Regions from separate parts of the Mus musculus genome. Here regions 1 and 2 are each linked to region 3. The links are chromatin loops, found by intact Hi-C in ENCODE. Cell type or tissue: heart. All regions are shown on one strand.

Region 1 (5,000 bases), 220 kb before region 3:
GTGAGAGGCAATTCCTGATGCTGTCTGACTCACTCAGCTGTGGCACTTTGTCAGGGTGGCCTATGTAAATTAATACAATGGCTAACTCACCTGGCTCTTCGAATTTTAGTTAAAAACAGTATTTAGGACAAAAAAAAGAGAGAGAAAACAGGTGTAGGGGAACATTCTAACAAAATCTTGGAAAACAGGCGCAAGCCAACAGACTGCAATGTTTAGCATTCTGTTTGGATGGGAACAAGGTTTGGGGCAGTGTTTTCAGACTCCTGGATTTCCTCACAGAGCTTCCAGCCACCTGCAGCTTAGGCCAGGGCTGCTGCCAAGCACACCTGCAAGGGACAGCATTAGCTGCCCTTCTTGTATAATCACTGTCTTCTCTCACATGCCAAACACCAGCTCTGTGGAAGCCAAACACTACCCAGGTGCCCTTCACAGTGGCTCCACATGGGGCTGACAAGGACCCCTTGAGTCACAGTAGACCTGGCCAGATCAGGTTAACTCAGCATTTTGGTATCTGTTTATGGCTGGCTGTTCCACTTCCGGCCTCCTGGAATTACATCACCAAGTGGCCTGGTACAGAGAAATTCTTCACCAGTTTCGGTGTGAGCTCTCACACCATAGGCTGGCTTCTCAAGCAAACCCTTTCCAAGGCATGGAGAGAGCACCGTGCTCTCTGGATTCAAATCATGAAGATGTGGGCTGGAATCGCCTCACTAGTGATCTGATGGACTTGACATCTAAGCACCTTGATATGGAAGGAGCTGGTTAACTGCAAGGGACAGAACTGGATCTGAAGTGGTCATCTGGAAATCATTTACTGTAAAAGCCCTAGTTCATCTGCATTTTCATGCCCGTGCTAAGACTCTAGAGAAGTCATTAGGTTACAGCCAGCTCACAATACCTCTGGCCTGTGTGTATTCTACTTGCTACCCCCAGAGTTCTATTATAATCCTTCAAATTATTAAATAATTGCAGTGTTTCCCTGGGGGTCACATTTGGCAACAAGGCACTGGCCTAAATGAACCAATGACACGACCCAGTGAATAACACTTACATTTTTAACTTGCTAGAAGCAAACGGGTGTGACATACTTCTAAGGGAGAAACTAGAGAAACTAGTGGGGTGGGCTTGGAAACTGAATATCGACAGTATTGCAATAATTAGTGCCAGGCTCCCCACCAACCCCATAAAAAAGCAACTCTCTAACCCCAATCCCAGCTTCTATTTCAGGAATGGCTACCATCACAAGAAGAGAGGCAGGCATATGGCTCTCCCCTTCTGGACATTCCTACAATGTAGGCTAGGCTGCTCTGGAAAATCCCATCTCTTCCTCCTACAGCTATATGACCTCGAGTTGTCATTTCAAATAAAGTATGCTTCCACTGATTTTTATGAACACAGACAAAAGCAGCTACAACCTTCCTTCCCCCAGCCCCCCAAAAATACCCTTGCGAACCAACTGTAGTTGCTATGTAGGGTTATTTGTTTCTAAGGCAACAGCTTATGTCTAAGTACTAATGGCCTGTCCTTTTGCCAGGCAACAAACAGCCTTGTGATGCAAGTGCACCTGTCTCAGCTACGCGTTACTATGGAGACACTCCAGTTACTATGGCTACCATCACGCTAATCGCCTAGCAAAGGCAGACATACAGCAGTCTTCTCATAGAGCCCAGCTGCTTCTCCCGTCTCTTGCCGGAGACTGATTGTCTAGGGTCTGTGATGGAACGCACAAGAACTTCATTAATGCCACGTTGGAAGGCTCACTCTGTGTGCCCTCCTGCAGAATAAACATCAGAACAGAAAAATCTGCAAGTGGACTGTAAAATTCCCCAGCCTTCTGACACCGGGCCATTCCCAATTAACATAAATGTCTACTCCACTGGCAGTTTCTCTTAACCAGTTAACAAAGGAAATGCTGCTACATGCCTTCTAGAACTTCTTGGTAGGGGACTGGAAAGATGGTTTAGTGATCTAAGAGCACCGGCTGCTCCTCCAGAGGATCCAGGTTCAATTCCTAGCACTGACACAGTGGCTCAAATCGCCTGTAATTCCAGTTCCAGGGGATGCAATGCCCTCTTCTGGCCTCCACAGTCACCAAGCATTCAAATGCTACACAGACATAAATGAAAGTGAAACAGCTGTACACTTAAATAAAGTAATTTTCAAACTTTCTTAGTGGGCCTGATGACAAGCACCGTGAAGAGCTAAGACTCCATCCACAGGTTGAAATCCGGCTCTTTGTTCTGTAAGGCCCTTTCTTCTAACTTAGCACTGACATGCTTTTTAAACTGTGACAATCTACCTAACACCCCTCCCATTGTATATTTGTAAAAATGCACTCATGACCTCAGTCTCATGACAGCCAGACACGTGAGGAGGGAAAGTGGCCATGGTTCTCAAGACAAACACTTAGTAACCACAACAAACCCATCACTCAGGAGCCTGTCGACATGGAAACCGGATGACAACAACCGAGCCTGCCTTCTTTCCACATCTCTAGAGGCAGGCCATGGGAAGGTGGAATCACCTGTGTGCCTCACCGCTCTTATTCCAACAAAGCGTGACCCGCAGAGATAGAAAAGCTGTCCACTTTCCTCTGTAACCGATTCTACCCAGGAAGACGCTATTTACCTACCAGGAGCCCTTCCGGAGCCACACCCGCTCAGTCGGAGCTACAGAAGCGGTAAGCTTCCCAGGAAATGCATAGCCAATGGATGTGCCTCCTCATCAGACTTAATTCTTTTTCCCATTAGTCTGTAGTTATTTTTAAAACATTCATACGGCCTACTAAATTAGTTTTAGAGACTGTCTCTGCTAAAATAACAAAATTCCAGGAGACTTTAAGAAAACAAAAACCCCCGATAGTGCGAGTCACTTACCTTTGATAAGCCTGAGGAGTAGGAGGTGGGTGGTAAGGTGTCTTTTTCAGAGCCTGAATTAGATTTTGTCTATACTCTGGGTCGATGCACCACAATGACCCTTTCCCAATACTCTGCAAAGAAAAATTAAAATGAAAACATATTAATACAGTACAGAGAATTTTGTGGTAGGCAAATACAGGGCTATATTGTAGTTATTCTCCAAAGTTTCCTGTTCATTTGCTAATGATTTCTCAGGCTGACAACAGGACACCATTAAATGCTCTCTGCTCCTCTTTGCCCCGAGTAGATGAGGTCAGATGAACATGTAGCTACCAGATTATGTTGATGCAATAACATGACTGTCAAATCTGAACTACCCCCAACCCAAAATCCCTTATTTCTCAGTATGAATCTGGAGGAATATTCAGACTCGTCCAGAAGTCTCTAACTTGGCTGACGTTCATGGGCGCTGAGAAGACCTTTCGAAGCTCCATCTCTGCTCTAAAAACCCCAGCTGTTTTAAACCACATTATCTTGGCACGATCTTACAAAAATGGAAACGTAATCCACTCATTGTTTTTGGTATCCCGTCCCCCTTGCTCACAAAAGAACATTTATGCTTGGAATGGAATTTATAATTACCTTCCCCTCAGAAACAAAAGACCTGGCAACAATAGCAAACCTAAGCCAGAATTCAAAGTATTTTTTATTTTTATGGGGGGGGGGTGTCCTTCAGTTCACAGCAATCTGCTCTTGTCTCTAGGAATCTTTAGAAGAGGTCACACTTTAAAAGTGTAAATTGGCTAAAACTGTTCCCTGGGGGGAAGGGGGCAGCTTTCCCTGAAGGCCACTTTTGGGCTGGCTGGAGGCAATTGGTCTGAGATCAGCTTTAACAGTGGGTGGGGGTGGGGAACAGCTGCTCTCGCCTGCCCTGCTTTCAACTGGGTCAGTGTACCCAAACCATTTGAGAAGGTCAACAGTAAATATTTACGGATTTGGAACGAAAAGAAGCTAAATGACCTAGTCCCACCCCACCCATGCTTCCTTTGTAATTTCCCTCACTCTCCTCTACAAAGCCTGGTGGTGTCTTCCAACATTGAGAAAAGCAAACATGAAAACCTTTAAACTAACACAGAGAGGCAGCAAATTACAAGGAGATCACATGGAAGGACCACTAAATCTAAGCCATTCCAAAAAAAAAAAATCTTTGAAGAATTTTCCTAGTCTGCATTTCAGTTATCACGTCACCAAGTAGTGTTCTTACAAGCCTTGTGTGTTCACAGCACTCGTAAATAGTTCTCAAGCCTGTGTAACAGCAGCAGGACACCTAGAATGAACCATTCCCAGTGTTCTGGGGTCAGGGCAGTCCTACAAAGTCATTCATGGTCAAAGGCCATACCCAGAACCATGCCGGTCACCTGGTCCCTGGTCCCAGAGCATCTATGCTGAAGATATATCTGTAGGGTTTAATGATCTGGGCAGTCAAAGATCTCAAAGTCATTTATTTCCTTTCCTGTACATGTTTTTAAGTCTGGCATAGTTTGCAGGGTTTGACCAGACTTTCCAAGTAAAGCAGGTTCTACACCCTCTATCTCTTCCTGTGGAGTATGATGCATGGTGTACTTTAAAAAGGTAAGGTGTGGGCAGAGCCGGGAAGACAGTGAGTTACCACACTGAAGTAAAAGAAGCCATCAAAGCACCCACCAAGCTGCAGGTGGGAGGGCTGGCCTGACCTTCTTCATCCAAGGCTCTCAGTTGAGCCCTGAGCCAGGAGACCAGTGCACAGCATGTCCTAAGCTGCAGGGAAGACCATAGCCAAGATGCAATAGAAACACTTCTGCCAGGAGATGGCCCCAGCAGCAGGCGCCTAACTAGGGGCCTTTGTTTTCATCAACATGGCTGTCAAGGAGGCAGGTGGATTTCTGAGTTTGAGGCCAGCCTGGTCTACAGAGTGAGTTCCGGGGACAGCCAGGGCTACACAGAGAAACCCTGTCTCAAAAACAAAACAAAACAAAACAAAACAAAACAAAACAAAACAAAGATAGCTGTCAAGGCAGGGCAGGTTTCATCTTTCACCCACCTGGAACCCCCCCCCCCCAACAAAGCAATCAGGGCCCAACCAGCCTTCCTGGGTGAGCAACT
Region 2 (5,000 bases), 120 kb after region 3:
TCTTGGCTGAATATCTGATACCTCAGGTCAAAGAGCACTTTCAGTATTTTTCAGGGTAGAGCAATATTTTGATATTATAAGTCAACTGTTGAGAATGTTATTTTGCATAAACACACAGCTCAAGGGGGCAGACCTCCGTTCACTACCATTGCAGGATTACTGCAGAGTCTGTTCTTATCCAAGCACAAATCCACTCAATGACTTTCAGTAAAACTCAAGTCAGCATCGCAAATAGTGATTTTTAAAATCAAACATTCTAACATAACAAAATGCAAAAAATCTATGCAAAAATGCTATGTGTGGTATGATGGTAGAAAGGTATTAAATGCCATTGTTTTCCATGATTTAAACATTATGTTTCAATAAAAGTAAGAAGCTTTGTACAGGATAACTGACACAACTCATCACAGACAGTCTCAAGTTGGAGCTAAGATGTTTCCAACAGTGTTGGCTGGTTTGCAGCTGGCTGGTGTACACAATACAAAGCGTGCATACACACCATGTGTCAGGACTCAAAGCTACAGTGAAGTCACCCCATGCTTCAGACTTGTTACATGGTTCATTTTAAATTAATTGTTGGTCACTTCGCATTGAGAAATCTTCACCGTTATAGCGCTTCCCGACCCCTTTCCCCATTCAGTGAAGTGATGCCACACGGGGCTGTGACCCACAGTTACAACCTTAATGTGTCACGTGCATTCTGCACGGCTTTGCTTTCTGAGATGTAGGCTAAGGTTTCCCATGGAGCCCACTGGCTCCTAGAAGAACAGTGTTAGAGTTAAACTGTCTCTTCGTGAAATTCGCAGACTAAAGTCTTAACTCCAGTGCAGTGGTTCTCAGTGTTCCTAATGCTGAGACCTTTTAATACAGTTCCTCATGTCGTGGGGACCCCTCAATTATAAAGTTATTTTTGTTGCTACTTCATAACTGTAATTTTGCTACTGTTATGAATCATAATATAAACATTTTTGGAGATGAAAGTCTGCCAGGGGGTCACGAACTACAGGTTGAAAACCACTGCCTTAGTTCCTCAGTATCTGGAGATAGGGTTTTTAAAGGTTTCTTCGTTAAAAGGTCACCAGAATAGACCCTAACTAGCTGGTGTATGTAAAAGAATGAAATCTTAGGACAGAACACGCACAGAGAAAGACTGAGAAGGCACGGTGTGGCCATCCGCAAGCCAAGAGGCCTCAGAAGAAACAAACCACCCTGTTAACTGCTGGCCTAGGATTCTAGACTGTGAGAAATTTGTAACTTGTTACAGTGACCCCTAGAAAACTGCACTAGAAAACTATTACAGGCAGCCATTACGTCCACAGAAGTCAGATACCAGAGTATTTTTTTTCTCACCATAGTGCACATTGAGATAAGAACTAGGCATAGATATGCATCTGTGCACATGTGTGAGACTACCCCTGGGGGAATGCTCACACTAGAAAATGCTACGTCATTAGGATTTGGGTTTTCAAATTTATGGGATGCTGCCGAAATGCTCTCAAACATGGCTACATCAAGTTCCACCCTCCACAGCAGGGGAAGGAAATAGCAGCTCCCTCACAACCTTGCCTACATTTGATATTTTCAAACTTAAAAAATTTCTGCCAGCGTGGTTGGGGAAAAAAATCCTCATTATATTAACCGCAATTCCCTAATTATGTCTGAAGTCAAATATTTGAATATGTTTATGTATTCATATTTACATTCTATACATTTTTGGTTCACAGCCATCACCTATTTTTCCTTTGTGTTGAAGAGTTTGTTTTTTTTTTTTTCTACCTAATCTGTAGGGATTACCTACTTTCTTGATAATAATCCTGCCTGCTAGGTATTCTGTGAATACCTTTGCTGGGGCTACAGCGTGTCTCTTAATCTTATTCATTAAGGGTTTTAATTAGGTATAATCAGACACGGACCCATTAATAGTTTGCTTTTCTTTAATGCTGTCTTAAAGAAAACCCTTTCTCGGCAAAAATTCATGAAGCTGTTGCCTTATCATTTATTCTAATAGTTTGGAATTTTTTTCCCATTTAGATCTTCATTTCTATGATGTAAAAAGGTAGGGATTTTTTTTTTTCTTCTCCATTTGAAGGCGAATTGGCCCAACATTTATTGAAATACCAACTACTCACTTCAGGCTTAAAACAAAGTCCGGTGCCCCTCCCCTCCGTCCAAGAGCATCTCATTTTAAGTGGTGTGTTTTCTGAATTACCACAATGTATTAGGAGGAAACTGTACCACTTGGTGGGTGAGCAAGTTGGCCTAAATGGATATTTGGAGATGAGCCAAGCAAATGCTACGGGTACCTGCCAAGACCTGGTTTTGATGTTGGAAGAGCTGACCTGAAGACATTCGTCACAGTCACTGACTAGCAGGGCCAGGCGTCTTCTGAGGCTACCGTCTCAGTAAACTGCCAGTGGCCATGGAGAGAAGACTTGTTCTTCCTTGTTTCCCTCAAGGGAATATGCTTCCTGTTCTCCAGAGCAGTGGCCCCTGCGTAGAAATCTCCGGAATCATATGCTGAAGCCAGCCATAAAGTCAGTCTCCTCTGGAGGACAGGGGCAGGATGCCGGTTCTTGGCATCTCTTAATGTCTCAGCCTGTGTCTATATTACTCACCAGAAACAATAATCACTCATGTGAGTGGAGTGGGGAGCAAGTAGGTGAAACTCCCAATATAACAAACGAGTACTCCATTTAGACAGGTAGGAAATCGTGGTGCTGGGGGAGGGGGACCCCTAATCTGCCTAGGAGGAAACATCTGGAGATTTCCTTTCGGAGGGGGGTTGGAGGTTGGTATTGTACTTATCTATTTATTTGAATAATTTAGATCATTGGTTTTCAAATATTTCCTAGCCACAGAACACTACTTAAACTAGGTCTCTTTCAGGACAACACTGAAAACAGGCAAAATAAGAATATCCTGTTTAAAACTGCCAGGAGGCCCCTGTGCAATTTCCTGTTAAAAACCTACGCTTAAAGCCCATGTATATGAGATCCGGAAGGCATTGGAATTCTCCTTTGCAATCGTATACCTGACTCCAAAATTCATACTGCTATTGACCCTACTCCTTCCAACACTTGCTGTTTTCTAGGCTTTGGAGCAGACACTGAGAAAGAGGAGGATGGCTTGGAGATAGGAAACTCTAAGCACAAGTCTGAATTCTGAATGGCAGACCGTTGACTGTCAGGGAAGGCAGGGAGGATACAGGGTGGTGGGTAGGCAGTTTGTGGAGAGATTCATGGGGCATCTGCTGGCTGTAGCAGGTGCTGAAACTGGAGAGGCAGGCAAGACTAGTTATTATTGCCCGGTGGACCTTTCTAAGTTTAGATTTGGAAGTCCACGGGGAAGGGTGCAAGGATTTGAAGCAGGAGACTGACATGGTCTTATTTGTGTATCAAAAGAATCCCTTTGGCCAAAGCATGTGTTGAAACAGGACACGGCTGAGCCAGGAGGACGGCATGAGATCATCCCCTCCACCCACGGAGGAGTTGAATGAGGTCATCTGACAGTAAGCTGTTGGTGGAAAGGAGGTAGAGGTGTGACTATGACAGAATGGTTGTTGGAGGGAGGAGGAAAATGGAAGTGACTATGATTCCTGACATTTTAAACTGTGTAACTAGTGCCATTCAATAAAGCAAGGGAGACAGGATAAAGGGTTGGGGCAATAGCTGATTAGCATCCATTGGGGGACATTTTGTTTGATGTGCCTCTAAGGCAACAAGACAGAACTGTCCAATCATCAACTTCGGAGCCCAGGATGGGCATGTGAGATGGAGGAGGAGGCATGGAAGCCATCCTCTGCAAAGAGGGTAGTGGTCAAGAAGCCCTCAGGAGGACAGCAATGGAGAAGTCAGGAGAAGGGGCCCATGAAATAGGCTGAGGTGGCTCAACGAAAAGGAGGAGGGAGCCAGGGAAGTGGGGGTCACAGAGGCAAAGGTGGGGCTTGTGAAGAGGGGGTGTTATCAGCAGGAACAAGTGCCGTTCAGATCACAAGAAGGCAAGGCCCAGAAGATCCATGGAGCACACACACCCGGGGTCTACCGGGATGGATCACAGGGGTTTGAGCTGAGAGTGCTGTGTGCCAGGACTTGGGTAGTGAATGGGCAGTGATGGTCTGTCTGCTCCCTAAGGCCTGCGGCAATGGAGGAGGTGTGAATGCCTAGGGTAGCAGTTCTCAACCCGGATGTTGCAACCCCTTTACGGGTCGAAGGGTCCCTTTCACAGGGATTGCATATCAGATATCCTGCATATCAGATATTTACATTATGATTCATGACAGTAGCAAAATTACAGTTATGAAGTAGCAGCAAAAATAATTTTATGGTGGTGTGAGGGGATTGTCACCACAACATGAAGGAGTGTATTAAAGGGTCGCAGTGTTAGGAAGGTTGAGAACCACAGTCCTGGAAGAAACATTGCTTCCATGCTGAGAAGAGTGACAGGCAGGAACCAGTTAGACCAGCAACTTCCAATTCCAGCTGAACCCTAAAAGCATCTTTGGAATTTTTCTTTTACTATCAAAACCTGTAGATGTAGATTCAACTGGTCCATGGTAGAGCATGAGCAAGCATACATTTTTTAAGAGTGTAGTATTCTCCTTATTCCTTCCACCCACTTTGTTTGTTTCTTTGTGGTGATGCTGAGGATAGAACTCTCATTGAATTATACCCTTAACCAAGCCATTCCCCACATGGATCAAGAAAAGACTGATGTAGGTGGTTATGGTAGTTTAAATAAGAAATGCCTCCCAATGGTTCGTATATTTAAAAACTTGCTCCTCAGTTGTTGATGCTGTTTGGGGGAGCTTATGAAACCTCTGGGATGTGCAGCCTTGGTGGAGGAATTACGTCACTAGGGGCGGGCTTTGAGGGTTTATAGCTCTGCTTCACTACTTCTTTTTTTTTCCATTCTAATCTTTAATCATAAGTATGGACTGCTGACATTCCATGTAGGAGTATCACAGCTAATATTATATATTTTTTATTTTAATTTTTAAATTT
Region 3 (5,000 bases):
GGACACTACATGGCTCTAAGCTATTTGCTACACCATCAATATAGGATATTAAATAAGCATTAAGACATATTTAGGAACTCTTTCATCTCTCCCCCCACTCCTTGAGGCAATCAGTTGAGAAAAACAAGGGAGATGTGATATTCTTTTAGAAGTACCAAACTGCAATTTAAATAAAATTTAAAACCTTTTTAAGAAAAGGGTCCAGTGCAGTGCTAAATATACCACATATGGAGAGAAGTTATTTGAAACACAAATATAAAGACCTTGAAATTAAGGAGTCTGGCAGGGTGGGGGTGGTGTACACCTTTAATCTCAGCATTTAGAAGACAGAGGCAGGTGGATCTCTGTGAGTTTGAGGCCAGCCTGCTCTACAGAGTGAGTTCCAGGACAGCCAGGGCTACACAGAGGAATCCTGCCTTAAATAAATAAATAAATAAATATTTTAAAAGGGGTGCTGGAGAGATGGCTCAGTAGTTAAGAGGTCTCTTCCAGAGGGCCTGTGTTCGGATCCCAGCACCTACACGAGAGGGCTCACAACAGTCCGGAACTTCAGCTCCAAGGACTTCTGGTATGTGTCCACACCCACATGCAGATACATACACCTAAGCATAATTAATAATAATAAATACTAAAAAAAAAAAAAACCACCTTACCATTTAAAGATTGTCATGGATACAACAGGTCAAATTCTAGCCACTGTGTTGATTGTTATATCGACAAGTTTTACTGAAGCACCTCAAAGTCAAAATTTAGGAGAGGTATGTTTGGTTATTCTCTGCTTAGCAAAATGAGTGAAAAGGGGGCGCTGGAGGAGGTGACTAAACTTTTCTCCTTGGTATTCCTCACCATGAATAAGATATAGCTGATATGTGTGCTAACGGCCTGGAGGACCGCCCCACCCACCCAAAATAGCCTCAATAAAAAAACCAAAAACAAAAACGGGAAAGCACCGCTCTCCATTCACGGGAGAGGAAATGCATCTAATCAACTGGGCAGTCATATTTGCAGTCTGGAAATGGTCCTCGCTCCACTTAGGAGCACCTCCTCCCCCTGCTCAGCCACCAAGAACACCCTGCCCTTTGCTCCCCTGAGCACCAGGCATAGCCCAAGGGAACCTGTCCAACCCCCCAGAGACCTTCATGATCAAACACCTCAACTCCACCTGGAACCGGCTTGCAAGCCCGGAAACACTTCATAACGCCTTTGCCAAATGACCCTGCCTCCGCTGGCTGCATTCTGGTCTCTAAGTCTGTAAAAAAGGACTTTTGTTCTAACAGGAGAGACACACCTCTAGAAGCAGACACATAGTTCTACAATTAATGGCTCAAATGTACTCTTTGCAGCCTTCCTCTTGCTTAACTCAGAGGATCCAAAATGCTAAGTAAGCATGAACGCTCACACTGGCTTTCAGGCTCTTCCCTGAACTATTTTCAATAAAAATACAGTTATGAAATCCAGAGGGCTCTGTTTTTTGGTTGTTGTTGTAAAATGACCTTGGTTTGACAGGCATGGTCTCAGGTTTCAACAGATGTTGTGGGAAAGCTAACAGAAGCCAGCAAGTTCTCCAAGCATCTGTGATGACATGCAGGGCTTTTTTTTTCCCCCCTAAGTGGTGGTCATGGTAGTGAATGCATGTGTGGTGGGGGTGGGGTGGGGTTACACTTCTCAGTTTCTATGACAACCATGTCTCCATTCCTGGGTTACTAGATACCATCTACTTCCTGTGTCTAAATATTTAAACCAATCAGAAAAGTGTTTATACGGTTAACAACTTCTGGGACCCAGCTTCTTTAATGAGGCACTTTAAGGCTCAAATGAAGATGTCCAGAGAGGCTGCAGGCTGTCTTATAGAGATCCCGCTTCATCCCCTATCTCTAATTCTGCCTTCTGTGGTAAAAGACCCCCCCACCCCCGCCCCTTCTTGGATGTGAATTGTATTCTGCTCAAAGCAGACGCCACAATTTCTTGCAATAGTCTGCAAGCTGATCGGGATTGCTTGCCTTTCATTGTCTGTTTTCCCTTCCACTGTCTAAAGACTTAGATTTAGCGCGAGAAACATACTAATTCACAAGGCACTTAAATTATCAAAGTAATGATACAGTTAAGCTTCCATCTGTTGGTGTAGCTATTTAAATGCTCAGATGAAAAAAAAATTAGGAAAAATTAATTCCAAGTTGAGCAACTTTGCATCCTACAACTTATGGAGAGAAATCACTGTGAAGCCCCACATCTATCAGTGCGAGCTAGAAGCTGACATCTGCAGAGAAATTTGTCACCAAAATGGCCTACTTTATCTGGATAGAAACAACAACACAAAATTAAAGATAAAGACACCCAGAGCGAGCCAGATGCACCCAGATCAAAAGAGAAACCAGGCAGGAACCCATGTACAAGCCGGCAGATCTGAAATTAAGACGAGGTTTTAAAAGACGGTTTCGGGTGACTGTTTTCCTAAGTCCCCATCAGACTGACCAATCAGTGTGAGAGTTAGAGCGGGCTCCAGACATTCGTGCAGTCTTCAGGGCTCTCTGCACCCTCAGAGCTGCTCCCCCTGGCTAAGGCAGAGCTGGAGATCAATGGAAAAAACAGGGAACAAAAGGGAAATACTGATGTCTTCCTCAGCTCCGAGAGCCATCCCCATTTTCCTCAATGAGCCGGTAGCACCCAGCCTACAACAGCGCCACGGGGAGCTTCCACCAGCCCGGTCCAGTCCTTTCCGGGCTGGCAGTTTCGCCTTCGCAATCCTGTGTCCCAACGCTAGCATAACCTGGTGACGGAAGGCTCCCGGAGCCCAACCAATTGAAACTAATAAATTAAATAAATTAATAACCCCCACGATTAAAAGCTCCCAAGAAAGACCGCGTTCCCCTTTCCCAAATGTCATTCCCAGACTATAAACAAAGCATGAAAAATAGTCTCCCGGGCTAGGAATCTGGTTTTTTTTTTTTTTTTTTTTTTTTTTTTTTTTTTTTTTTCTCCTCAATGCAACGTTTTTCTCCAAAAACAGAAACACTCCTGCTTCCTTCAATGGACATTCTGGTTTGTCCATGTCACGCCGGGATATGAAGCTCCGGTATTTGAAAAAGAGGTTTAAACTGCCCATAGACACTCTGTTTATAATTGATAGCAAAACAGTTACGACAGCGATGCTGTAACTCTGCCCCAGCCAAACTCCACATTTAACACGTTAGTTCCTTGAAAATACAAGTCATGCCTGAGGACCCTCCAGAGCCGCCTCCCTCCGAAGTCATTAACGGAATTACATCAATTATTCGGTAATTTTTATAAATATCCATTGTCTGCTAATTTTTTAAATTAAAATGTAAACCCAGCTATCTACAAATTCCAGAAAAAAACTTTTCTTTCTTTTCTTTCTTTCTTTTTTAAATGAACTTACTTTTGAGACAAAAACTAATGAAAATAACCAACTCGCCATCCCTGGATCTTTCCCATTCTGGGCTGCATGCTATAAATCAATCCAAAACTAGGAGCACAGATGGGGGCGGACACCTTAAGATAAAAAGCCAAGGGTGCCCCCCAAAATGGGCAGCCTGGGCAGCGAGGCTCGGGGTGACAATGCTAACCCGGGCAGAGGCTCGCTAGGCAGCCAGAGAGCCGCATTTTCCTTACCTTCGATCGCCTGCCCCCCAGCTGCTTCTCGCGGCCGCATTGGGGGGCTGCGGCGGCGCTGGACTCGCGGGGGGCCCCGCCGCCGGCTCGCGCCGTCTCCCAGCCGAGCTGCACCGACCGCGGCCGGAACACCCGGCTCCAGCGCCCGGCGCCTGCCCGGGGTCGGCGGCTCGGCTCCCACCCGGGCCCGGAGTCCTGCTGGGTCCTAGCGCTCGCCGTCCGGGCCGCGGCCCGCTCTGCAGCCTGCACGTACTGAGGGGCAGCCGGGGAGGGGGAGCCCTGGGAAAGCACGAGCGGGAAAGCCGAGCCGCCGTGGGTGCGGAGAAAGCAGAGCTCAGTGCCAAAGCCTGGGTGTGCAAAGAAAGGCGCTGGCTCCAGCCGAATTCCCAGAAGGCAGATGCTAGAATCTGCAGCCCCGGCGGAAAGCACAAGCGTGGCCGGGAGGGTTGCTCCGTGCACCTGTGGTATAGAGTGCGCTCACAGAAGGTAAGAGACATCGCGGGATCCTCAGAGATTTCAGAATATCGGGGAGAAAAAAAGTGGACAATTTGTGCGCTTGAAACCAGTTTCCCCCCAATTTGTCCCCGTTAGAAGTTTTTTGGTTTTTTTTTTTTCCATTTTGCTTTCTCTAGCTTTATAATTTGTGTTTTAAATAACAAAGCCCCATATGGCTCACCACGTAGTCATCTGATTTTCAAAAGACCTCTAAAATTACATCAAAATATGCACCCATGTATCTCCTAAGAAATCAACTAGAGAGAATTAATGGTGGCATATGGTGTGCCTCGTAGAGAAAACTTAATTACAAATTAAAACAAATGCGAAAATTCCCAAATCCCATAAACCAAAAGTAAATTATGATCCTGGATTGATTCACAAATCAGCTCGTGCGCCATTAGAAGGACTGTAAAAATTCTACGTTTCTTTCTGAACAAGTGTGTTACCTTGCAAGAGTTCACTAAACCAATGGCTCCCAGCCCCTCCCCCATCCCACCCATACTCAACCCCACCTCCACCCCATCTTCCACCCTCCTGGCTCTCTACTGTGGCCTAACTGGAATCTCGCAGGTTCTCCTTTAAGAAGACAATTCCATTAGCCCCTAATTCATGATAACAGTGCTTTAGTTGGGGAAACCTGTTTGAAAGGCTTGGCAACTGAAAAGTATTCTTTCAGGGATTCCTACAGTCTAAGTTAGAAGGTCACAGTTCAGCCAGACTGCTAATAGCAACAACCGCCTGTGCTGTGGTTTACACCAAAAAGAAAACTAAAACCGTGGCTTCTGACTTCTATTTTGAGAGCAGGAAATGTCCCTTTGAGAAGTGCTGTGGCCTCTCCCTTCCAGCGATAGAAGATTTTTAAAACATTATAA

Evidence for each region. A loop is a pair of places that touch in the nucleus more often than their neighbours do. Peaks named below come from ENCODE experiments on the same cell type or tissue, not always from the same donor. Only the 100,000 strongest peaks of a DNase experiment are listed, where the experiment ranks them.
Region 1: it touches region 3 in a loop (2.4-fold over the local background); 4 of 42 quality-filtered maps call a loop at or near these places.
Region 2: a loop joins it to region 3, with 4 times the contacts of the local background. A loop is called at or near these places in 2 of 42 quality-filtered maps.

The regions. Positions count from the first base shown.
Region 1 is chr12:99,338,546-99,343,545 of GRCm38, forward strand. Foxn3 (forkhead box N3) reads right to left here. Exons shown (of 6, transcript NM_183186.2): 3 at 2,877-2,989. 3300002A11Rik (RIKEN cDNA 3300002A11 gene) reads left to right here and starts at 2,486. Exons shown (of 3, transcript NR_166805.1): 1 at 2,486-2,680. RefSeq lists an enhancer at 75-2,726. In heart, a CTCF peak has its summit at 2,082 (motif pointing left); a DNase peak (open chromatin) is centred at 2,546; H3K27ac peaks cover 591 bases.
Region 2 is chr12:99,683,349-99,688,348 of GRCm38, forward strand. No RefSeq gene overlaps it. Among named protein-coding and RNA genes, the nearest start is that of Gm19951, 43 kb to the left of the region's middle. In heart, no CTCF peak of the experiment used is centred here; a DNase peak (open chromatin) is centred at 2,603; H3K27ac peaks cover 253 bases.
Region 3 is chr12:99,559,841-99,564,840 of GRCm38, forward strand. Gm26839 (predicted gene, 26839) reads left to right here and starts at 4,001. Exons shown (of 4, transcript NR_136760.1): 1 at 4,001-4,116. It also overlaps a transcript of Foxn3 not described here. In heart, a CTCF peak has its summit at 2,685; DNase peaks (open chromatin) are centred at 1,111, 1,601, 2,621 and 3,831; H3K4me3 peaks cover 3,886 bases; H3K27ac peaks cover 3,862 bases.